2 separate regions of the Homo sapiens genome follow, and region 2 is linked to region 1. Evidence: read pairs that join two places in POLR2A ChIA-PET (ENCODE). Cell type or tissue: PC-9. All regions are shown on one strand. Each heading gives the region's core, and the rest is flanking DNA. Links, peaks and the distances in the headings are about the cores only.

The links. Peaks named below come from ENCODE experiments on the same cell type or tissue, not always from the same donor. Only the 100,000 strongest peaks of a DNase experiment are listed, where the experiment ranks them.
Region 2: POLR2A ChIA-PET joins it to region 1 with 5 read pairs; 2 of 35 experiments call an interaction of 5 or more read pairs at or near these places.

The regions. Positions count from the first base shown.
Region 1 is chr11:123,370,314-123,385,538 of GRCh38, reverse strand. It overlaps MIR4493 (microRNA 4493), which reads left to right and starts at 4,027; the gene lies at 4,027-4,099. It also overlaps a transcript of GRAMD1B not described here. RefSeq lists enhancers at 3,122-3,201, 3,362-3,441, 13,903-13,962 and a silencer at 7,904-8,198. In PC-9, for the core only: no CTCF peak of the experiment used is centred there; a DNase peak (open chromatin) is centred at 7,258; H3K27me3 peaks cover 131 bases.
Region 2 is chr11:123,276,152-123,291,376 of GRCh38, reverse strand. No RefSeq gene overlaps it. Among named protein-coding and RNA genes, the nearest start is that of LINC02727, 31 kb to the left of the region's middle. RefSeq lists an enhancer at 1,749-2,250. In PC-9, for the core only: no CTCF peak of the experiment used is centred there; no DNase peak of the experiment used is centred there; H3K27me3 peaks cover 2,357 bases.

The DNA.
Region 1 (15,225 bases), core at 2,308-10,307:
GGCAGTGGACAGGAAAGGTATTCCAGGATGAAAGGAAAGAAAGAACAAAGGTATGAAGGAAGGGGAGTCAAGAAGGAAGTGAGGAGGCTGGAAACGATGTTAAAGAATTTACACAGTATTCGGTAAGCACCAGGAAACTAATGACGGGTTTGAGAGGAGTGAGGAGAATGGCATGGTCATATCTGCTCAAGAACAATGAGGATGATTGATTAGGAGGGGAGGCAGTGATCAAGGTAGAGTTAAGGAGAGCTTGAGCTCAGCAAGGTCTGAGTAAGGAAAACTGCAGAGACAAAATGGTCAGAATGGGGTCATTGATTGGACTGGGGGAAGGAAAATGTAAAGATGAAGCTATCTTAGGTTTCTCTCCCACAATACCAGAAGAATTGGCATAGTGTAAACTGAGCTGAGTATCACAAGCAAGTGGAGAGGCTTTTGGAGAATGAAGAAAGAGAAGATAATTCCAGGTCAGATGAATTGAATTTGAGGTATCATTAAGTTAATCATGCGACAGTTTTCACTGAACTACTGGAAACATAAGCTAGAGTAGGGTTCTGCAAATTATGACCCGTGGGATGTGTGTTTTTGTAAACAAAGTTTTATTGAAACACAGCCACACCTATTAATTGATATTTTATTTATAGTTTCTTTTGCTTTACAGTGGCAGAGCTGAGTAGTTGTGATGGAGACCATATGACCTGCAAGCTAAATATATGGACTATCAGGTCCTTTAAGAAAAAGTTTTCTGACCCATGATCTAGAGTCCAAAGAAAGAGGTCACAGATGTCTATGTGGGGAGGATATAGTTGAGAAGCAGGCTAAGAGAGTTACCTTGGAGGAATAAATTTTAAATCTATTCTTCATTCAAGTAGTATTTGCTAACACTTTATATCAAGCACTGGGACACTGGGTTCAGTAGTGAGAATAAAACAATAAACAGAACAGATAAAACCCCTGCTCTCCTGAATGTTACAGGAGGAGCAACAGGAAGAAACAGTCAAATAAATAATCAATTACTAGCAACATCTACACTTGTGTGCAAGAAAGAAAACATAAGTGACTAGAGGGTTTAGGGGAAGGGGGTTACCTGGGCAGGAACACTGAGAACCAAGAAAATACAGCAGCACAAAGACCAAGGAGGAAGTGTATTTCAAGAAGAAAGACATAATTGGGAATGTCAAATGCTGTGAAGCAGGATGAGGTCTAGAAATAGGCCACTGGATTTGGCATTTGGGAAATTAATTAGAGACTGCTGAGATCATTTTTGGCACAATGGTAGAAAACAAACAAATCTGCAGGGGGTTGAGAAGTCAAAAGGTGGTAAGACACTTAGGGCAATACATGTATGCTGATTTTTAAAGATGAATGGATGGGCCAGGCACAGTGTCTCATGCCTGTAATCTCAGCACTTTGGGAGGCCAAGGCAGGTGGATCACTTGAGGTCAGGAGTTCAAGACCACCCTGGCCAACATGGTAAACCCCATCTCTACTAAAAACACAAAAATTAGCTGGGCGTGGTGGTGCATGCCTGTAATCCCAACTATTCAGGAGGCTAAGGCAAGAGAATCACCTGAACCCAGGAGGTGGAGGTTGCAGTGAGCTGAGATCGCGTCACTGCACTCCAGCCTGGGCAACAGAGCAAGACTCCATCTCAAAAGAAATGAATAAATAAAAATAAAAATAAAGATGGATGGATAGATGCATTAATGGACAAATAGAAAGAAATATATATTCATATATATATATATATATTCATGAAGGGAACAATAGCCAAAATATAGAAGCTAGAGAAGAATTTAGGTTGGGAGAGAGGTTTCTTTGTTAACATCAGGGAGATGTGTATTTAAGAAATAAAAACGAAAGACCCACTAGAGAGCAAAAGATTAATGATGTAGGAAAGAAGAAGGAATTCGTGAAGCAAAGTATAAGAGAAAATGAGTAGGTGTGACCGACAGCCCAGGTGGTGGATATGAGAAAAATAGCCAGTATTTATTGAACACTTAACATGAATGAACCACTATACTGGGAGATGAAGATACTGACACAGATAAAGATACATAGTCTTTAATTCTTATATCAACCTTGCAAGGAGTTTAACATTACCAACATTTTACAGATGAGGAAACTGGAACTTGCAAGGTTAGTAACTAGCCCAAGGCTCACATTCAGTAAGTGGCTGAGCTAAAATTTCAAGCTAATATGATTTAGCTCCATAGCCCATGTACTTTCCATTTAATCAAGATGCCACACATTGGAAACTAGGTTCTTCCCTACCACAGGGAGAAAGAAGCAGAATAGGTGAAATGAGAGAGAGAGAGAGAGAGAGAGAGAGAGAGCAAGACTCTGAAGTAGGAAGCACTCTTTAAATTCAAGTCCAGGTCAGCCCCAGTTAATGCCTGAGTGTTCTCACAGTAAGATTTTACCCGACCTACCATTACACATTCAACTCTGGATCCACTCTGCATGTGTAGAGTAGATCCCCCCATCTTGCTACACAGCCCCACAGCCCCATCTTGCTCTGTGACCCAGGAGGCTGGCCCTTCTGAGAAGTGTAACCAGTTCTCTTGCCTTCTGGCTTCTGGTTGGGTCCTGCCAAGGGAGGCACTGGCTGGATACAGGAGGGCAAGAGGAGAATTGGGACAGGGGCTTGTCCCTCAGCTTCTCCCTTGCTACTTTCCTGTGGATTGACTGCATCTCTGCACCCAAGGCCACAGCTCAGGTCAGGTGACCTCTCTTGCCTCATTTATCCTTTGCTCCATTTATCCTTTGCTGATATCCCTTAACTTTACCCACACCTTTAAAGAGAGTCCCTTTCTTAAACGCCCCCCATTACCCTATCCGAGTGTGCCATCTGCATCCTGCCAAGTCCTGACAAGCCACATGATCACCTATATTCCTGGATGCTTTTTCACAAACGCATAACATAGTCACCCACATTCATCCACTTTCCCACACACTTAAATATCACACTCCTATATGCAAATCAAGCAACTGCAAGGTCTTCAGAATGGAAACACTGAGGCAGTTTTCACAATATAAGAGAGTTCTAAACTGAACCTGAGAGTTCAATGCCAGTTTAAACCTCAGAGCCAAAATAATTTAAAAATCAATGATGCTTAATTATGGACCTTCGTGTTCTCAACTCCTCTGAAATCCCCTAAAAAAAACAAGTTCTGGATTTGACTGGCCTAGGTACAGAAGTGGGGAGAAGTGCACCAGATCTAAATCCACAGTTAGGCTCAGGTTCAAAGCTCTTCCCAGCGCTGGTCTTGAAAGGGAGGCCACCCAATCCTTCTGTTATGATTCACACTCTGTGATTAGGAACCTAATTTAAAATATTAATTTATTTTTCAAAAAGATAATGAATGAAATCAGTATCCTCAGAACTGCTGCTTCCTTGAACTCCCTTCCCCCCAATCCCCAGAAAAATCCCCTAGCTTTTCTACTGATATCATTCATTTATTCTGGGAAGATGAAACCACCTCAGTTTCACTTTTAATGTGTAGTTTCTTTCTCAGGCTCTGAGCTGCAGGAGTAGGCACTTGCTGGTCAGAGGAGGCCTCCTTTTCCCAGTATAGCACTTTCCACAGTGTGGGTAAACAGAGCAGTAGGTGCTGCCACTAACACTTACCCCACCCCAAGCCTCCGGTCCTAGCTGGCTGACTTCAGGCTAGTCGCCACCTCACTCTTGCTGTCTGAGCCCCTGTTTACTTCATTTGCAAGGTAATAGGTCTACAACAAATCAGTAGTTTGCAATTTTTTCAAGTATGGGATTAATTTTTATCATTTAAAAAAATAGCATAGTTCCAAGAGATGGTGACCACGTTGATGTATTTGTTCCCCAGGCAGCATTCAGTGCACACATGGCCTCTTAGAGCCTTTGCTGTAACTCTGCAGTCCTCCAGGAACCTTCAACCTATATATTAGAACCTCGACTCTGAATCCCTTCCAGTTCCAGCATGTTAATTTGCTTATATGCATGCCTAAGACCTGCCATTCATATAAAGACCGGGCATACAAGAATCTCAACCAGAGATGGGAAGGCCTTCCGGTGATTATCACAGCCATGCCTTTACCTCCAGAAGGCCTTTCCATCTCTGTCTAATAAGAGGAAGACAATGCTGGTAATTTGGGACCCAGCTCTCCTAACCAGGACTTGTCTCATGACGCAATAGGGAGAATTGGATTGCCATTAAGCACTTCCCTTTTCCTGGGAAACACACCAGATTTCAGGTTTTCTGCAGATGCCAAACAACCCACCCAGCAGCAGCCTCTTCCTAGAGCCCGGACTCTCAGGGCCATCGTCACCACCATCTGTTCTATCCTAAGACAAAGTTCTGGGGGCTCCTGAAGCATCTTATAGAGACAGACCCAAGAGCTGACCCAGGAAGAGTTGGAGAGGGAGTTGGCGGAGGAGTGAGGGAGACACTCCCAGAGCCCCTCAGAAATGAGCAAAGCTTGTGTATCTCACCTCTATTCAAGAATCCCCTACCTCTGATCAGGGGTTTCCATGGAAACCTTATGAGTTCTATCTATAGGAAGAGAAAAAAAACATGAAAAATAAGAAGCACCCTGAGGTATGTGTGAATTAGCTCCAAGGAAGGTACGTAGAGAAGAAGGGAGTGGGAGCTCATATGGGAAGAAAAAGAGGTGGTCATTATCCTGATACATAAAAAAACCAAACTGTCTCCAGTCCCAGAATGAGGAGGGAGATGGGGTGGACAGGCAGACATGAGGCTGTGGGGGTGCACTAGCATGTGTAAGCAACTACGTGGACAAAAGGGGACCAAAAATCACCATCTGAAAGGATCTCAGGCCAAGAGATCCAAAGGAGGAAGGACACAGGACAGGAGGCAGAGAGCAGAGCTGCTGGCCGTGTTGAAACGGCGGTGGGCAGCAGCCTCCTATTCTCTTTATCACCTAACGCCAACTACAAAGGGTCCATCCGTCTATCACCCATATTTGCAGGTTTGAACACCTCGAAACCCAAGCCTTAATGAAAGTCATAATAAAGTCCTAATAAAAGTCATAATAAAGTCTCTGGAGATGTCTAGTCTATTTTTGTCTTATAAAACTGCAACCTTTTGGGTCACTTGCAAGGAAGGACTCTGCTAAACTCTTTTTCCTCTAATCTTGATTTCAGATGAAGTTTTAATGAGGACTGAGTATCTGAGTTTTAAATGTCATACAACTTGCTTTTTAAAAATAGACCATGAGGATCAAAGACCTAAATGTAAGAGCTAAAACTATAAAACTCTCAGAAGCATTGGCATAAATCTTTGTAACCTTGGATTAGGCAGTGGTTTCTTAGCTATGACACCAAAAGGACAAGCAATAAAGGGTGAGTGAACTGGACGTCATCGAAATTAGAAGGTTTCGTGTTTCAAAGGATACCATCAATAAATGAAAAGACAACCTGATGAATTGGAGAAAAGTTTTGCAAATCATATATTTGACAAGAGACTTGTGTCTAGAATATATAAAGAACTATAACTCAATAACAAAATAATTTTTTTAAAGCTGGAGAAAGGACCTAAATAAACATTTCTCAAAAGAATAGATACAAATGGTCGATAAGTACATTTAAAAATACTGAACGTCATGAGCCATCAGGGAAATACAAATCAAAACCACAATAGATAGCACTTCATGGCCACTAGGATGGTTATAACATAAAAGACAGATGATAACAAGTGCTGACGAGGAGATGGAGAAGTTAGAACCCGCATATATATGCAATATACTTACACTGAATGTAAAATAGTGCAGTCCTTTGGAAAATAGTCTGGCGGTCACTCAAAGTGTTTAACATACAGTTACTATATGACCCAGTAATTTCACTTCCAGGTGTATATCCCAGAGAAATGAAAACATGTCCACACAAAAATGTGTGCACTAATATTCACAGGAGCATTACTCATAATAGCTGAAAAGTAAAAACAACCCAAATATCTATGAGCCGATGGTTGGATAAATAAAATGTGATATTAACCATACAATGAAATATTATTCGGTAATAAACAGGAATGAAGTGATGATAAATGCTAAAACATGGATGAACTTTGTAAACATTAAGTGAAAGAACACAGAAGGCCAGAATTAAAGCTAGAAGATAGAAGTTTGTTTTTTTTTTAAGATATCTCAACAAAAAGCAGTGTCTCTCTTCACAGCCTGAGCTTGCCCTACAATCCAATGGCCTGCCTTGTCAGGTAGGCATCATCCGTCAACGAAAGCATTCAAACTGAAAGTCTTCCTGGGATGTTGCAGATGCCATTTGAATAATTAGATGAGGTTGGACCACATGTCTTATTGGGTCCCGTTCAAATCAGAGAGACTGTGAATCTGTGGTTCTTTTCTTCTCTCCCTTCTAACCTATGCTTCCTGCTGCAGTAAGCGAGAATTTGGGAGACATTCCTAAGGTATAACTCATTATTTTTACCTCATTCCATCCCTCTAACTTTAACCCCTGATTTAACTTTAACTTCTTCCTTATCTCCATCTTCCCTTGTTCCTCTTTAGACTGACACTGTACAACTCCACATGCCCTGCCAACTCCCATCAAAACTGGGGTATGTAAGAAGCCTCAAAAAAGAAAAGAATAACAAGAGAAGACTGAACACAGGTGGCCTGTCACACCTGTTACATTTAGATGTTAAATCCTATTGCTCTTGTGCATGAGAAGACTCTAAGCAGAAAAATAATTTAAAAATTAATGAAAATAAAATAAATACTGTTGCTTGCTTGGTCTGGGATACATGCAGATGTTCACTGAACTGGCTGAACCAGATTCACATGAATTACCCTCAGAAGGGCCTACATATGCTGTAATCTTTCTGCATAACACTCAACCCTTGTAACATATTCAGTGGCTGTTTTCCCTGCTTCATTGGTTTTTCAAAGGCCGAACCATGACAGTTTTGGTCTCTGCTATATCCTTGGGGAGGCACTCAATAAATAGTAATCAAAGAATTTCTCCTACCATTTCCCCATACATTCCAGACTGCTTGAGATTATACTCATGAAAGTCCTGCTTAAAACTAAGCAAAAGACAACCTGATGAATTGGAGAGAAGTTTTGCAAATCATATATTTGATAAAAGCCTTAGACAGTGCACTGGACTTCAGAACTAGTAGGAATGTTAGAAAACACCTAGCACAACCCTTCCATTTGACAGACTGAGGGCCAGAGTCATGAAATATTCAGCTAGGGAGTAGCAGAGCTGGGAATTTAAACTAGTTGTTCTGGTTTCTGGGAGACAGATTGCCATAGGCAGTAAAAAAAATGCAGGCTTTGAAGTCAGATCAACCTGGGTGCCAATGCAGGTCTTCCTCTTACTAATTCCACGGTCTTGGTAAGTTAATCAATGTCTTCAAGCCTCAGCATCTTCAGAAGTAAGATAGCACCTTCGACTACCTCCCTGGTGCAGAGAAAACGCTTAATAAACAGTAGCTTTGATAACCATTACCAAGTCCAGTGTTCTGACCACTAGAACACATAGGTCCTTGGCTTTGTACCTGTGGACACAGAAATATACCTATGCTAACAGGGAAAAAAGGACAGAGTGTGCTGAGCACCTTTCCATACTCAGTCTAAAACACAAAGGAGCCACATAGAAGGTGGCAGAGCCACTGCCATACACACACATGACCACTTTTCAGCTGGAAGCGCATGGTGGTGGAAGGCGATCCATTTCATTTGAGTTTGAGATCTTTTGCAAGTCTTTTCTTTAGATGGCTAATCTTTCTCCTCAAGTTCCTAGTTCAGGGTCTTCCATTGGAAGAATAACAAATGGAGAGCCACTGGACCTTCTAAGTGTATATTATCTTCCAGCTCTTCTGAATGTTACTTGCAGGAAGAGGTCAGGGAGCACGTCTAGTTCAGAGATTTGTCCTCTTGGGTGCTCAATAAAAGCAAGCAACAGATAAACAGAGCAGGACAATAGCCACCCTTTCCCTTCCAGCCGGCCTCCTTGTCTCCCCATCTGCTGCTTTTGATATTCACCAGGCCTGGCGCTGGCTTCCTGTGCATCACAGACCCCTTCTCTTCCTTGGTGATGTTACTACTGAGTTATACTCTGGCGACTGCTCAACTCTGTTTCTCCTAAGGAACTTTCCTTTTTCCTGCACCCACCACGCATTTTGCTCTCTTTGCTCTGATGCTTTATCCACCCAGAACATCTCATCAAACATGAGAATGATCATTAAGTTCACATGAGTGAGATAAATTCCTGAATTAATTTGGTTGCTGATGTTTTTAAGCATTTATCTTTGGATTTTTATGCCAGCTACCATCTCAGTGCCAGGTGTACAGACAAGAAAGAGGAGATGCTCCCAAGATAAATCAATCTAAAGGAAATGCAATAATATTGTCTTATTGGATCTATTTTTTAGACTGTCAGAAGAATTCAGAAGCTGAGCAGAGGAATGTTTAAAGGGAGGTGTAATTTGTCAAAGTCAATACTTGTGTTCTTTTAGAGTAGTTCTTGGAGATTATTCAGGCAGGCGAAAATGGATGGGAGAGAGAAGGATACTGCTGATTAATACACGTAGAACTCTGTACTTTTTATGGGTTTAAGATTGGCAGAACTGAACCACAGAACTAATTTCACACCTGTTACTTTAGTTAACTAGCAGTTACTGAGGTTTCCAAAAGCCCATGGCAATTCTGAACTCAGCAACTACTTGGATCACAGAGTGGGCAAGAACAGCAACCCAGACAACCACCGTGGGAGGAAAAATTCAAATTCCAAGGACTTGGTCCCAGTTCTCCCACATCCCTTATCTGAGAACTTCCCTGTTCCTTGACCAGATGCCGGACAAAGGGGCAAGATTTGGGCAATTAAAAGCAAAAAAAGGAATCATGCCCATATTTGCAAATGAGAGATTGTCTTTGCGCTTAAGCTGGTTCTCCTTAGGGATAGATGGAACTAGAGTGATATTTATCTTGCTCCTGCCTATCAGGATTTCAATTCTCAAGTCTCTTGAATCCATGCTAAGATAGTTCCGATTGTCTGTATCAGAATTCAAAAGCCATACCTTAAAAGTAGGATGCCTGAAAACCTTCACTGACCCCATCTCCATTAAAATAGAGAACATTCAAAACAATTTATATTAACAACGGAGAAGAGGCAGTACACCTGGTTCCCGTAAACACTATGCATCAATGTTCATTTACTCAACACATTTTCATGAGTTCTAACTGTAAATAAAGCAGGATGCAAAACTGTACACACCATCTGATTAGAAGCATGTAAAAAAGGCATTATTTCCATGCTAAAAACTAGAAAAGATTAGAAACCTTAGTTATATTAAGAAGGTAGTACTATGGGTGATTGCCCATTTCTTTTAAACATTTTTCTAACACTGCTATATTGCTTTGATTTTTTTTTCAAGTTTAGAAATAAATCAGTAAGATTGATATACCAAAGCTGGTCTCTTTCCTTCTGACATATTGGCCAGGGAAGAAAGGTCAGAGCCAGAACATACTCCAGCCAAGTGTGCGTAACTGTGAAGTTAAGAGAAGAGGCTGCTGACCAAATGCCAATGCCCAACATGTTTGCATGAGGCAGGCCAGCCAGACAACTCTGGAAAAAAAAAAATCTACCTTTTCACCCTTCTCTCTTGTTCTTCCCCCAGAAACAACTTTAGATAGCAGGCGCTCAGTAAATATCTGAGGGCCAAATAGATGAGTACACGAAAACTTCTTTCCTGAATAACTGACTCTTCATCTACCCCATTCCCATCATTCTCCAACCTTCAACAACATGACATGCCTTGTACTTCCTCATCCTTAGGATTTGTTCACATCACCTCCCTGGTGTGAAATGTGTTTCTTATTTATTTTCCATCTATATAAACCTTGCCCAGTGTTCAAGGCCCAGTGTGACTCTCACCTTCTCCAAACTTCCTCTTTATTCATATAATATTTACTATGCTCCACATACTTGGCATCTAGTACATTGCTAGTTATCTTTTAAATGACTTCTTGGCCAATAACACTTAAAGCCATTTGGGGATGGAAAGTAACTTATGCTTTTTTGTACCCCAACCCCACAAATCTAATATAGCATCTTACAAAGAGGAGATGCCGGATAAACAGTTTCTGATTTCTTTGCTTGCTTGTCTCTCTCTCTTTTTTTTTTATTTAATAGAAACCAGATGTTGCTATGTTGCCCAGGCTGGTCTCAAACTCCTGGCCTCAAGGCATCCTTCTGCCTCAGCCTCCTGAGTAGCTGGGATTAACAGGTGTGAGCCACCACGCTGGTTGATTTATTTGTTTAATATGACATAGTTGTGTTAAAAGCTCGGGCTCTGAAATCAGACCTAGATTTGAACCCCAGATCTGCAAACCAGTAAAAATAACCTTAAGGAAGTCTTTTAGTCTCCCTAATCTTAGTTTCCTCCTCTCTAAAATTGGGAAATTAATAATACTCACTTATTAATGTTGTAAGTTAAGTGAGATCATGAAGATACTATCCTTAGCAAAGTGTTTGGCACATAGTAAAAGTTTCAATAAAAGATTTTTAGTAAAAAAATAAGTAAAAGATTGTTAGTGACGATGATGATAAGGATGGTAAAGATCATGTTACTTCCGATATGTTAATAGATCAGACCTGGATCAATGCCAAGGTCAAATGAACATGCTTTGTTGAAACTCTGTGACTACTTTGCTTTTTGTGACATTGGGGAAGACAGACGCCACACTGCCCCTGCCTCATGGCAACGCAGCACCAGAGTCTTAGATTATGTTTTAATATAGCTCATTCCTAGGATTGCTTCTCCTACATCTGTCACCGCATGACCCAAGCACTCAGCCCAGAGTGAAAGCTCATTAGCCCTACCCTGAAGTGAGCTAGAAATAAAAGCAGAGGGTCGCTGTCTATTGCTTTGCAACAATTTAACCAAATAGCAGACAAGTACACTAGGAGGCTGTTATCAAAATAAAACTCGAAGGCTATAATGCCTGTAGGGTCAGTGATCTCAAGGATGCCAAGGCTGTTTTTAACTTGCCCTTCCTGCATTAGACGTGAGTTAGGCTGCTCTCAGGCTTTTATTCCAAAGATAGTAAGTCTGTGGTTAGAAATCTCTGGACCTTAATGATACCCATGTTTGAGAGATGGCTCCTTGAAACTCTGGACTGTGGTTGCAGTTAAAAGTTCAACAGAGACAGGGTTTATTATGAGAGAGGAAGGGGGCTATAAGTAGTAATGTCTATTTTGCATTACCATTCTTTGTCTTCAAGACTCAACAGCAAAATGGCCTACCTCATAATACTAGGCTCAGTTTGACTGGGGCAGGGGAGAATGAAACAGATACAACACAAAAGTATTTGATGAGTGATTTAAGAACAGACAGAAACACTAATATAGATAACAGAGAAACAATCCACACTACAAACACATCATTTATAACATTTTGGAAGCAGTTAATAGCATTTGAACAGACCAGGAAAATAATCAAACCATAGGTACCATTGATATATTGAAACACCTACCGCATCTCACATTTCTCTACACGGCTAGCATGTCTGAGTAGCTAGCTACTCAGTAAAGCTATTAACATGGATGACTACATGGCTGTTAACTGATAGTTTATCCAGATGGGATTCTCCCTGGGGAAAGCAAAATTGGAGAGCCAAATAATTAGCAAATAGAAAACAATCCTCCAAAATGACCACACATGCTGTATAGCTAAACTAAGGGATCTCAAGCTCTAGCAAAGGAAGCCTATCTGATTTTGTTTAGGGTTTCACAGAATAATTCATTAACTCCTATTCTAGGGAGGCAGAGGGGTGACACTTTCTTAGAGGACTCCCTTAATTTTCTTACAGCAATTTAACTGGTTCCTATTCAATTTCTTGTTCATAGTCAAATAACCTTCTCCCACCTAAGTATGTAAGACATACATACACCTTGGAGATTTCCTTCTTTCAAAGAATGTTTTATCCTCTTCCACTATGCCTTTTCTGCAAAGTGACAAAAATCCCAGAGTTAGGGACATTTCCTTGGTCCCTGTTTCTGCATCAATAAACATCAAATCTACCAAACTGACTGACAAGGCCCTGAGCAGTGACTTGGGAGAACTTCTACCTTTTCTGAAAGGGAACGCCAGAGTTCTAATAGCACTGATTCAGTCTCCTCTTCTGGGCAGATCACAGAGAGTCTGTGCCATACCTTGGTAGATCAGAAGCCAGGTAACAGTTGACTGGCCATCAGAAAAACCAGTGCCCGTGCTATCTAAATCTCATCTACACCCCCACACCCTCCAGCTGTAAGACCAGGTAAACCTTACTGCTGCTCAACACAGTTTTAGCCTCTTTGTTGTATAACAGACCAGTGAAATTTTAGGGTAAAAAAAGCTCTCAATTATTATTATCATTATTTTATTTATTTATATATTTTTTTGAGACAGAGTCTCACTCTGTGGCCCAGGCTGGATTGCAGTGGCACGATCTCGGCTCACCACAACCTCTGCCTCCTGGACTTAAGCGATTCTCATGCCTCAGCCTCCTGAGGAGCTGGGATTACAGGTATGTGCCACCACACCTGGCTAATTTTTGTATTTTTGGTAGAGATGGTTTTCGCCATGTTGGCCAGGTTGGTCTTGATCTCCTGGCGTCAAGTGATCTACCCAACTCAGCCTTCCAAAGTGCTGGGATTACAGGCATGAGCCACTGCACCCAGCCAGAGAGCTCTCAATTATTAACACAAATCTCTGCCTGTTAACAGAGAGTGACATATTATAAATAATCAGGAGATTAATTTTTATTTGCTATTCATATGCATATGATATTAAAATGTGTGGTGGTAAAACAAAATTTACCTGCTCGAATTATTTCACCTTAAACACACACCCACCAGAAAACGAGGGAAGGAGGGGAGAGATTTGGTGGGTACTGATGAAAAACTTTACAAGATATTCTGCTTGTAAGGCCAATGGAGAACCAGAATACTTTACATGTTGCCCCACAAGCTGTCCCCTAAATGAGAGCACCATTCCACACCACCTCTGAGTCCCCTTCTCCAGCAACTAGAGGGTGGGGCTCCTCCCCAGAGAGCTGCAGAGCATTAAATTCTGTATCAGGAGATGGGGGTGCTAGTCCCAAACCTACTCCCAGACAGTTTTCTGAACCTGGATGAGTGATTTCCATTTTCTTGGTCTCTTTTTCTTCATCTGTAGAAGTTTAAATGAGATGAATCTAGGTTCCTAAATGGCCAGGAACATATAAAGGTTAAGCCATAAAGGGCAACTGAGATCCTAATTATTAGTATTTCTTATCTAGAATTCACCATAAAACCAAGTAACAACTGAATCATTGGGACACTCTAACAGATTGTTTTCTGTATAATCGTGTTTGACGTCTAAATTGAAGTGCTGGGTAATTACATTTAGTCTCCTACTGTAATAACAGTGGAAGAAATCAGAACCACCTGTAAGGCAGGATAACAGGTTGACAAAGAAAGGACATTTGAAAACCTTGCTTCAGTGCTCTGTAATCAAAGCAACAGGCAGATAAAACACAACAGAGATTTTTTTTTTCCCCTGATTTTTAAAGCTCTTTTTGGATGATGTCAGTTGTTCACAGATACCTAGAGACCTGTGTTCTTTTGGTATTTGTATGTAGAACAGAGACATGCAGCTCCACCAAACTGCAGATGTTAAAATGATCCAACACCTAGATACAGGGGGAGCTTGAGGCTGAGCCTGGGGTAAGGACAGAGAGTAAGGATAGACAAATCATGGAGAACTCTAGCAAGACAAGCCAGAAAGGGCCAGAGAGGCAGGGCTCTCACGTGCTGGTGCTCTTCCCTGCATGACAGAAAGATCCTTTGTCTGCCTCAGCAGGTTCATCCTATGCCTGGCACCTGGTGACAACACTTGTAAAAAAGCATGTGTCTGTGTGGTGAACCAACCCCACAGAATATGCATGATTGGATGAAAATGCAAACCATGATATTAATTGGCTGGAGTGGAGGTATGGGGAATGGCCTAGAAAATTCACTTCATGGGCCTAAAAGTTCATAAAGTGAGAGATAGGAACTGTCCTCTGGAAGAGACAAATTTATTGTAAGGCATTGTGACATAAAATAACTCAACCTTTAAAAAAAAATTCTGTGGTTTAAACCTTCAAAAGTCCAAGGTAGAAAAGGCTCACAATTATAGGTTTTAGAAGCTTTTCAAAACACCTATTAGCTGGGCTCTTTTCCTGTACATAATCATAAGACCTGGCAGACAGGCCGTGAGACCTATCTGATTCCAGAGAGGCCCACACTAACTAATCCAAGATGGTGGGGATTACCCAACCTGGATTTTTACAGCCTTTCTCAGTCACCCTCTCAACAATTCAACAGCTCCATATTTTGTTCATGTAAATAAGACCAGCGTCAGTTTAAAGTAGGTGGTCACTGACATGCATCCTGCTGAAGCCACGTTTTCTCCAGTGTCAGCCTAGAATCTTAAAGTGCCTCTGAGATCTGTCAAGATCTCAATCTGCAATCCATTGACATTTCTCATTCAATTCCTCCCTTAAATCTCTTCTTCTATCTCATCGTTCTCCCAGTTTCAGGCACCTTCTAGCTTTACTCTCCCCTGGGTCTCACCAGCATGCTCAGCGCCTTGTGATTCTGCCAGCCTTCCCAAAACATCTACCCAAAGAGGACCCCAACTCGCTGCTCATGGGGTATGGTGCAGATTGAGACGATCATGCCACATAGAGCATGCTTTCCAACTCCAACAGAACACTGTATGGAAATCTTTTCCTTTGTCCCCAGTCAATAATTTTGACTCTTCAAAAACGTTTCCATTCTTTCTGAACTCCCACCTCACTCCCTATTTCACTCTCAGAAGATGACTTCACCTTCTCTTCAGAGAGGAAATATAATTTATCTCTTGATAACTCTTGAAGGCGGGTGCAGTGGCTCACACCTGTAATCCCAGCACTTTCGGAGGCTGAGGTGGACGAATTGCTTGAGCTCAGGAGTTCGAGACCAGCCTGGGCAACATGAGACCCCTGTCTCTAGCAAAAATACAAAAACTTAGCCAGGTGTGGTGGCATGTGACTGTAGTCCCAGCTACTCAGGAGGCTGAGGTGGGATAATCACTTGAGCCTGGGAAGCAGAGACTACTGTGAGTCAAGATCGCACCACTGCACTCCAGCCTGGGCGACAGAGTGAGAATCTGTCTCAAAAAAAAAAAAAAAAAAAAAGAGATAACTTCTTTTTTTTTTTTA
Region 2 (15,225 bases), core at 3,463-11,462, 95 kb after region 1:
GGCACAGCTGGCCTGCAGCTCCCTCACCTTCCCCTGCATACTCCTTCAGCTTCTCCCCAACTTGGGCTAGTGTGTGTGCTTAGCCCAGGACAAAGAGCCCTGGCTTCTGCAGGACACCCAGACCATCAACATCAGAGAACTGACATAGCTCTCAGTCCAAATTCATGAATTCCTGCTTGTTTTGCTCTCCACAATTTACATCCATCCCCCCGTTCCAGCTGCCTGCCCTGTAGACTTCAAGCTCTAGCCTGAAATTGGATGTTTTTTTATTACGGGTTGCAAAATGGTAATATTCTAGTTGTCATATTCCTTTTGCATTAATTAGCTGACATTTCTGAGTTACAGTCCAAACAGGAAAAGCAAAACGAATACTTACTTCTTTGCCTTCAGTTTTCTTCTTTACCAGTTTTCACAATGCGTGGGTTCCTTAGCATTTTACAAAGGTGTTCATTTAGTTGTATTTATTTGCACATTTTTTAGCATTATGAACTTGTAGATTTTAATATATTTGGTGTGGCATCGCAGTTATTACTATTATCATTATTGTTGCCATTATGTTAAAATTGTCCCATCTTTGACCAGTGGGAGAACACTGAAGTGGGCACCTGGATCTTTTTGATGGCAATGCTTGTGGTCAGTGATAGCTCCATGCTTTCCAGTACAATAGAATGTTCCAGGCCCCCTTCAATGTTTCCTGTCCCAGCCTTGAAATAATCATTTATCCAAGGAGGCATGGCTTTCTTGAGTTAGAAATTCTATTTAGAGAACACAATCTGAGGATAAGGTTATTATTTTGGGGTTAGTCATGGCTTGCAGGCGTTTTCAGTGAGCAGAGCAAGGAAATATGTTTATTTTTAAAGAAAATACATCCTAAGTACTTATTAATTTTTTAAATCCAATTTAAGATTACAGGATTTTCCACTTGACTCATTCAATTTTATATTTATATCTCTCCTCTTCTACTGAAAGACTTGGTTCCTAAATATGTTACCATAATTATTTATTTGAGGTACATATACACATGTATATGTGTGTATGTATATATACATATGTATATATGTACTTAGTTTCAGAATAATACCAATATAGTAATATATATTAATACACATATGTAATATGTGTACTGTAGTACTAATATAGTATTACTGTATAGAACACAATATATATATATTCTGAAACATATATACATGCTATGGTTTCGATATAGTTTGTTTGTCCCCACCAAATCTCATGCTGAAATTTGATTCCAATGTGGGAATGTTGGAGGTGGGGCCTGGTGGGAGGTGTGTGGGTCATGGAGGTGGGCCCCTCATGAATAGATTAATGCCTTCCCTCAGGGATGAGTGAGTTCTCTCTCTATTAGTTCTACTAAGAGCTGATTGTTAAAAAGAGCCTTGCTGGGTGCCAGGGCTCACACCTGTAATACCAGGACTTTGGGAGGCTGAGGCAGGCAGATCACCTGAGGTCGGGAGTTCGAGACCAGCCTGGCCAACATGGTGAAACCTCACCTCCACTAAAAACACAAAAATTAGCAGGGCGTGGTGGCATGCACCTGTAATCCCAGCTACTCGGGAGGCTGAGGCAGGAGAATGGCTTGAACCCAGGAGATGGAGGTTGCAGTGAGCTGAGATTGTGCCACTGCACTCCAGCTGGGGAGACAGAATGAGATTCTGTCTCAAAAAAATTAAAAAATAAAAATAAATAAAAAGAGCCTGGTACCTCCCCCACCCCTTGCTTCCTCCTGCCTTGCATGTGAACTCTGCACACGCCAACTCCCCTTCACCTTCCGCCATGACTGGAAGCAGCTTGAAGCCAGGCCAACTCCCCTTCACCTTCTGCCATGACTGGCAGCAGCCTGAGGCCACGCCAACTCCCCTTCACCTTCCGCCATGACTGGAAGCAGCCTGAGGCCCTCACCTCATGCAGCTGCCAAGTCATGAGATTTTCAACCATAAGAATTGTCAGCCAAATAAAACTTTTTTTCTTCATAAATTATCCAGCCTCAGGTATTCCTTTACAGCAACTCAAAATGGGCTAAGAGAAATATACTTAATAGTTTCAGAATAATAATACTAATATTATTAGTAATATTATAACTACTGAAAACAGTTTAAGATTTATTTACAATCCTATTTATCCTTTGGATAAATTCCTCTAAGATTGTACAGTCCAATTCCTCTGTTTTAAAGCAATTAAAGTTCACCTCATTCCTGTCAAGATGGCTACCATTAAAAAAAAAACAAACGCAAGTGTTGGCAGGATACGTAGAAATCAGGATCCTTGCATAGTGCTTGTGGGAATTTAGGGAGTGCAAAGTGGTGCAGTCTCTATGGAAAACAGTGTGGAGGTTTCTCAAACAATTAAAAATAGAACTACCTTATCATTCAGCAATCTCACTTCTGGATATTTCTCAAAAAAAATGAAATCAGGATCTCGAAGAGATATCAGCACTTCCATGTTCATTGCAACACTATTCACAATAGCCAAGATGTGGAAACAACCTAAATATCCATTGACAGATGAATGGGAAGCCAAAATGTGGTCTATACATGCAATGAAATAATATTCAGCCTTAAGAAAGAAGGAAACCCAGGGCCGGGTGCGGTGGCTCACGCCTGTAATCCCAGCACTTTGGGAGGCCTGGGCAACATGGTGAAACCACGCATCTACTAAAAATACAAAAATTAGCTGGGTGTGGTGGTGCACGCCTGTAGTCTCAACTACTCGGGAGGCTGAGGCACAAGGATCGTTTGAACCTGGGAGGCGGAGGATGCAGTGAGCAGAGATCACCCCACTGCACTCCAGCCTGGACAACAGAGGGAGACTCCATCTCAAAAAAACAAAACCAAAGCAAAAAACAAAAAACAACGGAAGGAAATCCTGCAATGGGTGACAACACTAATGATCCTTGAGAACACTATGCTGAATGAAGTAAGCCGGTCACAGAAGGACACATACTGCATGATTCCACTTACATAAGATATCTAAAACAGTGAAATTCATAGAATCCAAGAATGGAATTGTGGCCACTAGAGGCTGAGGAAAGGGGAAAATGGGGGTTAACTAATCAACTGGCATGAAGTTTCAGTCAAGCAAAATGAATAAACTCCAGAGAGCTGCTGTGTACAGCATTGTACATACAACCAGCAATGATGTGTTACACATTAAAAATTTGTTCAGCATGCAGATCTCATGTTAAGAATTCTTACCATAATAAAATAAATGAAAATAAAGTCATTGAAAGTATTTATTTCTCTATATTTAAACAATCAACCTGATATATGCTTAGGTTTATTGCTTTCGTTTTGTTTTCACTGTTTAGGGACTGCAGTTTCTTGTTCAATTTTATTTAACTTGCTTTTATAATTATATAAATCATTAGTATGGTTCCAAACTCAATATATAAAAGTAGGTTTTATAGGGGTGTAAAATATGTCCACAAATTATTTAATACACCCTTAAAAAGGCAAAGCCTGATTCCCCTCCCTTTGAGTGTGGGCTGGACTCAGTATCTTTTTGGTTTTGTTTTCTTTTTTAAATAGAGGCAAGGTCTTGCCATGTTGCCCAAGCTGGTCTTGAACTCCTGGGCTCACGCAATCCTCCTGCCTCAGCCTCCCACAGTGCCGGAATTACAACCACCCCATGTTCAGTATCTTGCTTCTAACAAATAAGATGCAAGTGACAGTATGTGACTTCCAAGACTAGGTCATAAAAGGCGTTTCAGCTTTCCCTGCTTTTTTTGGATAACTTGTTATAGAAGCAGCCATCTGCCATGTCATGAGGATGCTCAAGCAGCTCTATGGGGTCTGAGAGGTCCATGTGGTGAGGAACTGAGGCCTCCTGCCAACAAGGAAGCAACTCAGTTGAGTGACCCACTATGCAAGTGGGTTCTTTAGCCCCAGTCAAACCTTTAGATGACTGAGACTCAGACCAATGTCCTGACCACAATCTCATGAAATGCCCTGAGACAAAACCACCCAGCTAAGCAGCTCCTGGAGTCCTGACCCTCAAAATTTGTGTGAGATGCTACTATTGTTATTCTAAGCCACTAAATTTTTTGACTAATCTATTTTGTGGCAATAGTTAACAAATACAAGTACATTCAGACAAGTCTAGCCTATGTTCCTGCCTCCTCCATCCCCCCAAAGGTAACCAATTTTTTACTTGCAAGTTTGTCCTTCCCCTGATTTTTACTTTAAATATAAACAAATATGTAAATATTTCTATTATCCACCCTTTCTTAGAGAAAAGAGTATCTTATGTTCGCTCTTCTGAGACTTGCAGTTTTCAATTAATAATATTTACTGGAAATCATTTCCAAGCAAAATATAGAGATGGTCTGCATTCCTTTCAACAGCTGCTTAGTATTCCATTCTGTGGATGAGCCACAGATTATCCAACCAATCCCCTATTGGTGTTGTGCAATCCTAGGCTTTAGCATTGCAAATAGTGCTGCAATGCATTTGTCTTTTCATGGTTTTCCCAGTCTATCTTCAGAATAGGTTCTTACGTACACTCCTTTTTGAATTTTTTCCTATTGCCGAGGCTGTCATGAATCTCATTTCCCCTTTCTTACTTCAGAGTCTATTTCATAGAATTTAGCACTTATTTGCCTTTATTTTGTATTATTCTGAGTTTCCCATGTGTACCTTAGTTCTGTACTTATGAGGTTGTGCCGTGGTAGCCCATTTAAAGCAGCTATAGCTCTGACCTACTGCTGTCAGGATATTGGATTTAATGCTGAGCTTGCGGGGATTAAAAAATATCTAAACTAGAAAAGGAGGGGGTGGCAAGCAGAGGGGATAATAATAAGCCAAAATTTTTCAGCAGGTATGCCAAACACGAAACAACTCTTCTTGCAAAAGAGAGAAAAATGTAATTCTCCCCATCCCTATCAGGATGACAAGAAAGATAATGCTGATGTCAGCCAAAATCTAAGATACGGAATGAAGGGTACTCAGGTTAGAGAGAGAATTCGTTCCTAGGTTAGCCAGCAAAGCAGGCAGCAAACATCTTGCCAAGCACCCTGGCTGGAAGTATAGCCTTTGCAGAAAAAGATTATATTTAAAGCAGTGTTGCTATGAGGTCGCTACATATTATGCTACTGGTAAAGAATACTGACAAGCACATGGTAGTAATAGATCCTCAAAAAACCCCTGCTCACTGATCAGATTCTTAGCTTCAAATTTTCATCACAATTATATTCTTATCCTGGCCTTTCTCTTCTGTTTTCAGGTGAATTAAATGTCAGTGCATATGAGCCTTTATTTTTACAATAGATGAAATCCTTATAAAGTTGCACATAAATCTACTTTTTATTATCAATGATACAGTTTTTTTTTTTTTCTCTGAAACATGGTCTCGCTCTGTCACCCAGGCTGGAGTGCAGTGGTGTTATCATAGCTCACTGCAGCCTCAACTTCCTGGGCTCAAGCGATCCTCCCAAGAACCTGGACTACAGGTGTGCACCGCCACACCCAGCTAATTTTTCTAGTTTTTGTAGAGACGCGGTCTCACTGTGTTGCAAGGGCTGGTCTCAAACTCCTGGCCTCAAGCAGTCCTTCCACCTTGGCCTCCCAAAGTGCTGAAATAACAGGCATAAGCCTCTGCTCCTGGCCAACAATATGCTTTTATACACACAACGTGCAATTCACTGAAGATGCAAGTGCATGCCCATAATAGACAAAATTTCTAAATTTTAGAAATTGATTATTTAGTTGGGGAAATCAGGTACAAACCCAAACATGAAAGAAATCACTTCTAAAGGATTTGAGTAAGGAGTTCACTTGGGATACCACCTGCTGGAAATACCATTCAGAGGCTGGAAGAGCAAGTTGAACCCAGGGTTTTGATGATAGATAAATGGAGAAAAGGAAGGAAGGTTTTTGGCAGGAGTGGTGTGAGCTAAATTGGGAAACTGGTAATTTGCCATATTGTTAGATTAGCTGTGATGAGAGAGGGGAGTACATCCCATCTGAAAAGAGCATTTTTCAGCTGGAGAGGAAGAGGGTGGCATGGGAGGAAGAGGGATCGGCAGGAGTGTGTAGGGTTGGAGGCAGGCAAGCTGATTCAATGTCTGTAAACAGAATGGCATTTTTCACACTTCAGATTGGGAGTCCAATGACAACTGATCATTTCAGAGCAGTTTCATCTTCATTTCTTTTTTTTTTTTTGAGACGGAGTCTCGCTCTGTCGCCCAGGCTGGAGTGCAGTGGCGGGATCTCGGCTCACTGCAAGCTCCGCCTCCCGGGTTCACGCCATTCTCCTGCCTCAGCCTCCCAAGTAGCTGGGACTACAGGCGCCCGCCACTACGCCCGGCTAATTTTTTGTATTTTTAGTAGAGACGGGGTTTCACCGTTTTAGCCGGGATGGTCTCGATCTCCTGACCTCGTGATCCGCCCGCCTCGGCCTCCCAAAGTGCTGGGATTACAGGCGTGAGCCACCGCGCCCGGCCTCATCTTCATTTCTAATTGAAGTTTAATTCTACTTCAGCCCCAAGTGTCTGTCACCATTCAACTTCAGTACCTACGTATAAATACTGACAAAGAGTTGCCTTTCTATTCCTGTTAATCCTTTTTAGAAAAGTGAGGAAATGCTAAAAAGATAAACTAATGGCTGGTTAATTTGTTTCTGGCAAATTTCAGTCTTGCATTAGTAGGATTGCTCGAAGTGGGTCATGCCTGTATTTCCTCTGTATTTCCTCTGTGTGTGTGTAGAAGATAACCTACTCTAATGAGCTCCAGGCTTTTTTTTTTTTTTTTTAACCTTCCTTCACAATCAGGAAACATCCCCAGCCCCAAGACACTGGAGAATAACTGTAACTGTGATGCATCTCTCTGTGATAGACTGCAAAAGATAGCTCCCTTTTGCCCCAGGTTGCTTTTTATTTCTTTTCAGGAATGTGGGAGGGATGGAAACATCAGGGAGAAAAAACTTTTCCTCTACCCTTATGTTCAGTAACTAGAGGCCTGCAAATTGAACAACAGATTAACAGGAGAAAAAGCACGCAATGTTTACTAATATTTACATGAATGGGAGTTACTAGAAAAGAAATGAAGCTCAAAGAAGTAGTTAGAAGCCAGGCGCTATGGCTTGTGCCTGTAGTCCCAGCTACTTTGTAGGTTGAAGTGGAAGGATCTCTTGAATCCAGGAGTTCAAGTCCAGGAGGAAAGGAAAGAGAGAGAGAGAGAAGGAAGGAAGGAAGGAAGGAAGGAAGGAAGGAAGGAAGGAAGGAAGGAAGGAAGGAAGGAGAAAGAGAGAGAGAAAGATAAAGAAAGAAAGTAAGTAAGAAGGAAGGAAGGAAGGAAAGAAAGAAAGAGAAAGAAAGAAAGAAAGAGAAAGAAAGAAAGAAGGAAAGAAAGAGGGAGAGAGAGAAAGAAAGGAAAGCGGGAGGGAGGGAAAGAGTGGTTAGATTCTGGGGCTTACATACCATTTTAAACGAAGAAAAGGAAGTTTGAGTTTCAAGGGATGTGAAAGCAGGAGTAAGTGACTAAGAATATGTGGGAGAACTAATGGAAGATTAGAGTTATTTTAGTAAAGTTTTTGTATGCAGACTTCTCTCAGTGCCGACTCTCCATCTCTCTGATAAGAGTCACTCTCCTCTTCCTGGTGCCAGGAGAAGGGGACACCATCATTAGGGAAATTTATGCCACCTTCTCAAAGATAAATTTACGCCCTGCTTTTAGATGGATAAGTGAAGGGCAGGAAACTCTTGCTACATCTGTTGATCCTCAATTGCCTTTGGCTCAAAATAACCCTCCAAAAGTGGCATATTTGGGGGTGGCATATCCTGATCCTCTTCAGAAACTAACATGTATTGCATGCCTTTTTTAAGAGCTGTTTTTTTTCATGCGCCACCTCATTTTATTATTACAGCAATCCAAGGAGTTGTATTAGTCCCAATTCACAGGTAAGAAAACGGAGACCCACAGAAGTGAAATAGCTTGCTTAAGATTACAAGTGAAGGCCAGGCACGGTGGTTCACATCTATAATCCCAGCATTTTGGGACGCCAAGGTGGGCGGATCACAAGTTCAGGAGTTTGAGACCAGCCTGGCCAACATGCTGAAACCCTGTCTCTACTAAAAATACAAAAATTAGCCAGGCGTGGTGGTGCAAGCCTGTAATCCCAGCTACTTGGGAGTCTGGGGCAGGAGAATTGCTTGAACCCAGGAGCTGGAGGTTGTGGTGAGCCGAGATCACGCCATAGCTCTCCAGCCTGGGCAACAGAGCAAGACTCCATTTTTGTGGGGGGGGGGGGGTTGGGGAGAAAGATTACAAGTGAATAGGAGGCAAGGCCAGCAGCAAACACACTTCGGTCTGATTTTAAAACCGAAGTTCTTTCCTCCATCCCACAGCACCATTCTTCCCTTGGAGGGGGAGTTGTAGATTTGCAGGCAGGAAGGGAAAGACTACAATGTTTGAAGAGAGAGGGAGCGATAAATAAACGTTACTTACTAGTAAGGGGAAGAATTATGAAATAGTGCTGCTACAGCTTGGCTCTGCACTGCCCTTAAGTTGCAAAGGTTGGTTGTTGCTGGGAGATGAGGCTTTTTCCCGCATGGGGTTATTTGTTGTAGAGAATCTTTGAACCATATCACTAAATCACAATTACTGCTCATGCTATGAAGCTTTGCTTCCTGGAATGAGCCCGTGCCCTCAACTCATTCTTCAAGACTCTGCACAGACATCCACACTCCTCTGAATCCTCTCTTAGTGCTTTTCACGTGGAGTCTCCTCGGTCTACCTGCAACATTTGGGAAAGGATTTAGGTGTCAATTCTAAAAAATAAGCCATCTTGCCATTAGACAGTCAGAAACCTGTGTAGCCTCCCGAGTCCTCTGTTAAAGATTCCTGACCTTTTCTTGGTGGTTTACTTTTCGACAAACTGGAGTAAGTCCGACATGGATGAATGTCTGGAAGTCCTTCCCTTCTCTATTCTTTTCTCTATTTCTCTTCTTTATGCCCCTACATTCTTCTCTGTCTTGACCATCTGTCTGTCTTCTCTGCCAAGACCCCAACTCTATCCTAGAAGCCAAAAGCGAGCTTCATGAAGTCGATTGTCCTTGCCTTGCTGGGGTGGTAGCAGTGTGGTTGTGGTGGTCTCTGTGCCTGCTCTCGGTAGGGCAGCCTCTACAATGGTGCCTGCCCAGCTGGAGGCCCTTGGTAAGGATGCGCTGAGTGATATAAACACAGGGACTATCCCTGGGGCCATTCAGATTCTTTAGATTGGAAAATGCGCTAGACTTATAAAGGTCTCTTACTGTTTTGTGTTTGGGTTTTTTTGTTGTTGTTCTTCTTGTTATTCACAATAGTTCTGACCTCTTAAGACACCTTTCAAATGTCACTGCAGAGGGCATGTGTAGTTTTGCTCACACAGTGGCATTTACTGCCCCTTTGTCTTTTCACAATGTTCAGGTTTTCTTCAGGGAACAGGAAACCTACCGTACTCCAGTCTCAGCCCATGGACTTTGGCTAGAGCTTTGTTAGAGAACAACGTTCCTTTGGCTGGAGCCCTTACCACGTACTGCTCACCCACGTGTCAGCCTAGAAGCCCTCTTCCATGCCAGCTCTTTCTTTTTTTTTCTTTCTTTTTTTAACTTTAAGTTTTGGGATACATGTGGAGAATGTGCAGGTTTGTTATATAGGTATACACGTACCGTGGTGGTTTGCTGCCCCTATCAGCCCGTCATCTAGGTTTTAAGCCCTGCATGCATCAGGTGTTTGTCCTAATGCTCTCCCTCCCCTTGTCCCCTACCCCCCGACAGGCCCTGATGTTTAATGTTCCCCTCCCTGTGTCCATGTGTTCTCATGGTTCAACTCCCACTTATGAGTGAGAAGATGCTGTGTTTGGTTTTCTGTTCCTGTGTTAGTTTTCTGAGAATGATGCCTTCCAGCTTCATCCATGTCCCTGCAAAGGACATGAACTCATTCTTTTTTATGGCTGTATAGTATTCCATTGTGTATACGTGCCACATTTTCTTTATCCAGTCTATCATTGATGGGCATTTGGGTTGGTTCCAAGTCTTTGCTATTGTAAATAGTGCTGCAGTAAACATACATGTGCATGTGTCTGTATAGTAGAATGATTTATAATCTTTTGGATATATACCCAGTAATGGGATTGCTGGTCAAATGGTATTTCTGGTTCTAGATCCTTGAGGAAGTCTTCAACAATGGTTGAACTAACTTACACTCCCACCAACAGTGTAAAAGTGTTCCTATTTCTCCACAGCCTCGCCAGCATCTGTTGTTTCCTGACTTTTTAATAATAGCCATTCTAACTCACGCCAGCTCTTTCATAAAGCTTTTCTGATCCCCCTACCACAATGCCCACTGTTGGGAGTCAACTTTTCTTCCTCTGCACTTAGAGAAAATATTTACATCTTTCTTATGCCACCTGTATTTTTATGTTCATTGTATCATATCAATTGTTATCATGTCTGATCTCCTAGAAGGCTGAGATTGTAGACTTTAACAGTTAATGTCCCATTCATCTCTGCAACCCTATTATATGCTAGGGCACAATGGCATAATAATAGGTGCTATGTAAATATTGGTTGAGTAAATGATGCTGTGAGAAAACGTATGGATGAACAGATTATTATAAAAATAAATGAGATTTGGCCAGGCGCGGTGGCTCATACCTGTAATCCCAGCACTTTGGGTGAAGGGGCGGCCTGCCCCTCCATACATGTGGGTATTTCTAGTCGGGTGGGACGAGAGACTGAGAAAAGAAATAAGACACAGAGACAAAGTATAGAGAAACAATAGTGGGCCCAGGGGAACGGCGCTCAGCATACCAAGGACCTGCACTGGCACCGGTCTCTGAGTTCTCTCAGTTTTTATTGATTATTATCTTCATTATTTCAGCAAAAAGGAATGTAGTAGGAGAGCAGGGTGATAATAAGGAGAAGGTCAGCAACAAACATGTGAGCAACAGAATCTATGTCATAATGAAGTTCGAGGGAAGGTACTACGACTGGACGTGCACGTAAGCCAGATTTATGTTTCTCTCCACCCAAACACCTCAGTGGAGTAAAGAATAACAAGGCAGCATTGCTGCAAACATGTCTCGCCTCCCACCACAGGGCGGTTTTTCTCTCATCTCAGAATTGAACAAATGTACAATCGGGTTTTAAACCGAGACATTCAGTTCCCAGGGACAGGCAGGAGACAGTGGCCTGTGTTTATCTCAACTGCAAGAGGCTTTCCTCTTTTACTAAGCCACCTCAGCACAGACCCTTTATGGGTGTCGGGCCGGGGGACGGTCAGGTCTTTCTCATCCCACGAGGCCATATTTCAGGCTATCATATGGGGAGAAACCTTGGACAATACCCAGTTTTCAAGGGCAGAGGTCCCTGCGGATTTCCGCGGTGCATCGTGCCCCTGGTTTATTGAGACTAGAGAATGGCGAAGATTTTTACCAAGTATACTGCTTTTGTTAACAAGGCACGTCCTGCACAGCCCTAGATCTCTTAAACCTTGATTTCATACAACACATGTTTTTGTGAGCTCCAGGTTGGGTCAAAGTGGCTGGGACAAAGCTACGAATTAACAACATCTCAGCAAAGCAATTGTTTAAAAGTACAGGCCTTTTTCAAAATGGAGTCTCTTATGTCTTCCCTTTCTACATAGACACAGTAACAGTCTGATCTCTCTTTCTTTTCCCTACACTGGGACACCAAGGCGGATGGATCATGAGGTCAGGAGATCGAGACCATCCTGGCTAACATGGTGAAATCCCGTCTTTACTAAAAATACAAAAAAAAAAAAAAAAATTAGCCGGGTGTGGTGGCGGGCGCCTATAGTCCCAGCTACTCGGGAGGCTGAGGCAGAAGAATGTTGTGAACCCGGGAGGCAGAGCTTGCAGTGAGCCAAGATCACCCCTCTGCACCCGAGCCTGGGCGACAGAGCGAGACTCGGTCTCAGATAAATAAATAAATAAATAAATAAATAAATAAATAAATAAATAAATAAATTAAATAAATAAATAAAATAAAAATAAAATAAAATAAATAAATAAATGAGATTTATGTTCCTATTTCCTTCTTCTTGAATGATGGCATTTTCCATTACCTTCAATAGGTCCCTCTTAAGTAAGCTTTCTGGGATTCTAACATTTATTAGTAAGTTTATGAACAATGACCTCAAGGAAAATTCCAAATCATCAAAATGGAGCATTTCTATTCTATTAGCAGAGCAGTATTATACAACTGTAATGTTAAGGCATTTCACAATCTGAATTCATTATTCATTCATTCATTCAACAAAATACATGGAGAAAGATAAAATAAGTATAATATATGCTTCCTGCCCTTTCAATCCATTTAGGAAAACAACAGACACACTAATTAAAAGTTTACTAAGACAAGGCATCTGAGGACAGATCTCTGTGAAGGCAGGGATCAAGGAAAACTTTACGTAAGAGGGATTGACCAAAACATTTCAAGCAAATTATGATTTGAAGGTTTATGATTATTTCAAGTACTGCCATGGGACTCCATGCTCATTTGAAATTTTCTGAATTTGACAACAGCCTTCTCTAGCCTAATAGGAGATTGAGAATAATTTAAATGTCAGTAGAACTATTTTTATATTTATATCAAATTTATACCCTATAGTTCTGGCTTGGTGTAGCGGCTGATGCCTATAATCCCAATACTTTGGGAGGCTGAGGTGAGAGGATCACTGGAGGCTAGGAGTTTGAGACCAGGCTGGACAATATAACAAGACCCTATCCCTACCAAAATAAAAATAAAAATAATTTTTTAATTTAAAAAATATCTGTAGTTCTACATTTTCCTTGCCAACTTGCCCAGATAAATCTGAGAAACCATTAAAAAATGATTCATTGTCTAACAATGCAGTTGTCATCAGATCACAAGCACATGGTCATTAAGGTGAGGGGCTCTGCTCCCAAGAGGAAAGCAAACTCTTTGGATCCATCTCAGATGCTGGGTTCTGATGCTGTGTTGTCTGTTTCCATCTCTTTCACTTCTCCATCATCTAGAGGTTTCCAGTTACCAACTCCAAGCTGGAAAGACACTTGGAAAATGATTTCATGTCATATGCTGCAACATGGATAAACCTTGAAGACATTAGGCTAAGTGAAATAAGCCAGTCATGGAAGAACAAATACTGTATGATTCCACTTATATGAGGTATCTAAAGTACTTCAATTCACAAACACAGAAAGTAGAACGGTAGTTGCCAGTAGCTGGAGAGAACGGGGAAGGGAGATGATGTGGTTTGGATGTTTGTCCCTTCCAAACCTCATGTTGACATTTGATGTCCAATATCAGAGGTGGGGTCTGGTGGGAAGTGTTTGGGTCATGGGAGTGGATCCCTCATGAATGTCTTGGTGCTGTCCTTGTGATAATCTGTGAGTTCTCTCTCAATTAGTTTTCTTGAGAACTGATGTTGAAATGAGCCTGGCGCCTTTCTCCCCTCTGTTTCCTTCTCTCTTGCCAAGTGATGCCTGCTCCCCTTCGCCTTCCACCATGAGTGGAAGCTCCCTGAAGCCCTCACCAGAAGCTGAGCAGATGCCAGTGTCATACTTCTTGTACAGCCTACAGAACCACGAGCCAAATAAAGCTCTTTTCTTTATAAATTGTCCAGTCTCAGGTATTCCCTTATAGCAACACAAATGGACTAAGGCAGGGGAGTTGTGTAAAGTTTAATAGATACACAGTTTCAGTTTTACAAGATGAAAAAGTCCTGGAGATTGGTTGTACAATGATGTAAATACACTGAACACTTCTGAACTATACATTTGAAAATGGTAACATGGTAAATTTTACATTATGTGAATTTTTTAAAAAACCATAATTTAACAAAAAATCGTTCCATCTCATCCTCTGCCTTCAAACTGGACAAAAGTTTGATGTGTCCCAAACAGATGGGACCCTTTTGTGTGCTTAATGATCTTGAGAAAATACTGCACCATCTACTTCCTGCCACCGTACATACAAGTGCTCTCACCCCTCTCTATGGGGTTTCCTATTTGGATACACCAGAATGCCTTTTGGGCAGTGTAGTCTCTTTCCAAACATTGAAAAGAAAAAAAAAAAAAAACTAACTAACTAAATTCACACCTTAGAAGGCAATTTTAGAACCATTGTGTGAAATCACTGTTTGTTTCCTTCCTGTCTTCCTTTCTGCAAGCAGAAGCAGGAATGAGACATTGACTATTATGCTTAGACTAGGTCAAGAATTGTTTTTTTAAAAGAAGGAGGTGTGGACATGAATACCTATAGCACGCTGTGTATGCAAACAAAGCACATTTCAAAGTGCTTTTACAGATATTCACTCATTTAATCCTCATAACAACCCTATGGGGTGAGTACTCCTACCATCACCCCTGTTTTATAGATGAGGAAATTTTGACACAGAGGTTTTAGGTAAACCACCCAGTTAAATTCTGGTTTCACCACTCCATAAAGTGCAGAAACCAGGATGTAATCCCAGGCAGTCTATCTCCTACAATGGAAATGCTCTAAAACACCAGCCAGTACAGCCCTTAGACCCAGTCAAGGAGGGGTTCCCATTCTGTGCCCCATGCTCCAGGGGATCCCACACTCTGGCTTCCCATCTGGCTCCCATGGGGAGAGAAGTCTGTGGGCCAAGAAGCCATGACCAGCTGAATCCCATGCCAGGTACCCCTGCTCCCAGTATTCTCTATGCAAATAGCCCCAAACCTGCTTCTAGGGCCTCCACAGGCTCCTTTCTTAAGCCCATCCCCGGAGAGTGGCACTGCACCCCAGCTGTGCACTGCTGGAACCAAGAGGGGGTGCAGGGGTGACTGCAGGGAGTAGGAGGGAGCTCCAATGTGTGGCTACACTGCCCTCGCAGGCAAGTCAGAGCCAGAAGTGAAAAGGGAAGGGAGAAGGCTGCAGGCTGGGGCATAAGGAGCCAAAAGCCAGCTCTCCCCACAACCCATGTTGTTGTTTTTTTTTGAGACAGAGTCTCGCTGTCACCCAGGCTGGAGTGCAGTGGTGCAGTCTCAGCTCTCTGCAACTTCTGCCTCACCAGCTCAAGTGATTCTCGTGCCTCAGCCTCCCAAGTAGCTGTAATTACAGGTGTGTACCACCATGTCCAACTAATTTTTGTATTTCTAGTAGAGACAGGGTTTCACCATGTTGGCCAGGTTGGTCTTGAACTCCTGGCCTCAAGTGATCCACCTGCCGCAGACTCCCAAAGTGCTGGGATTAAAGGAGTGAGCCAC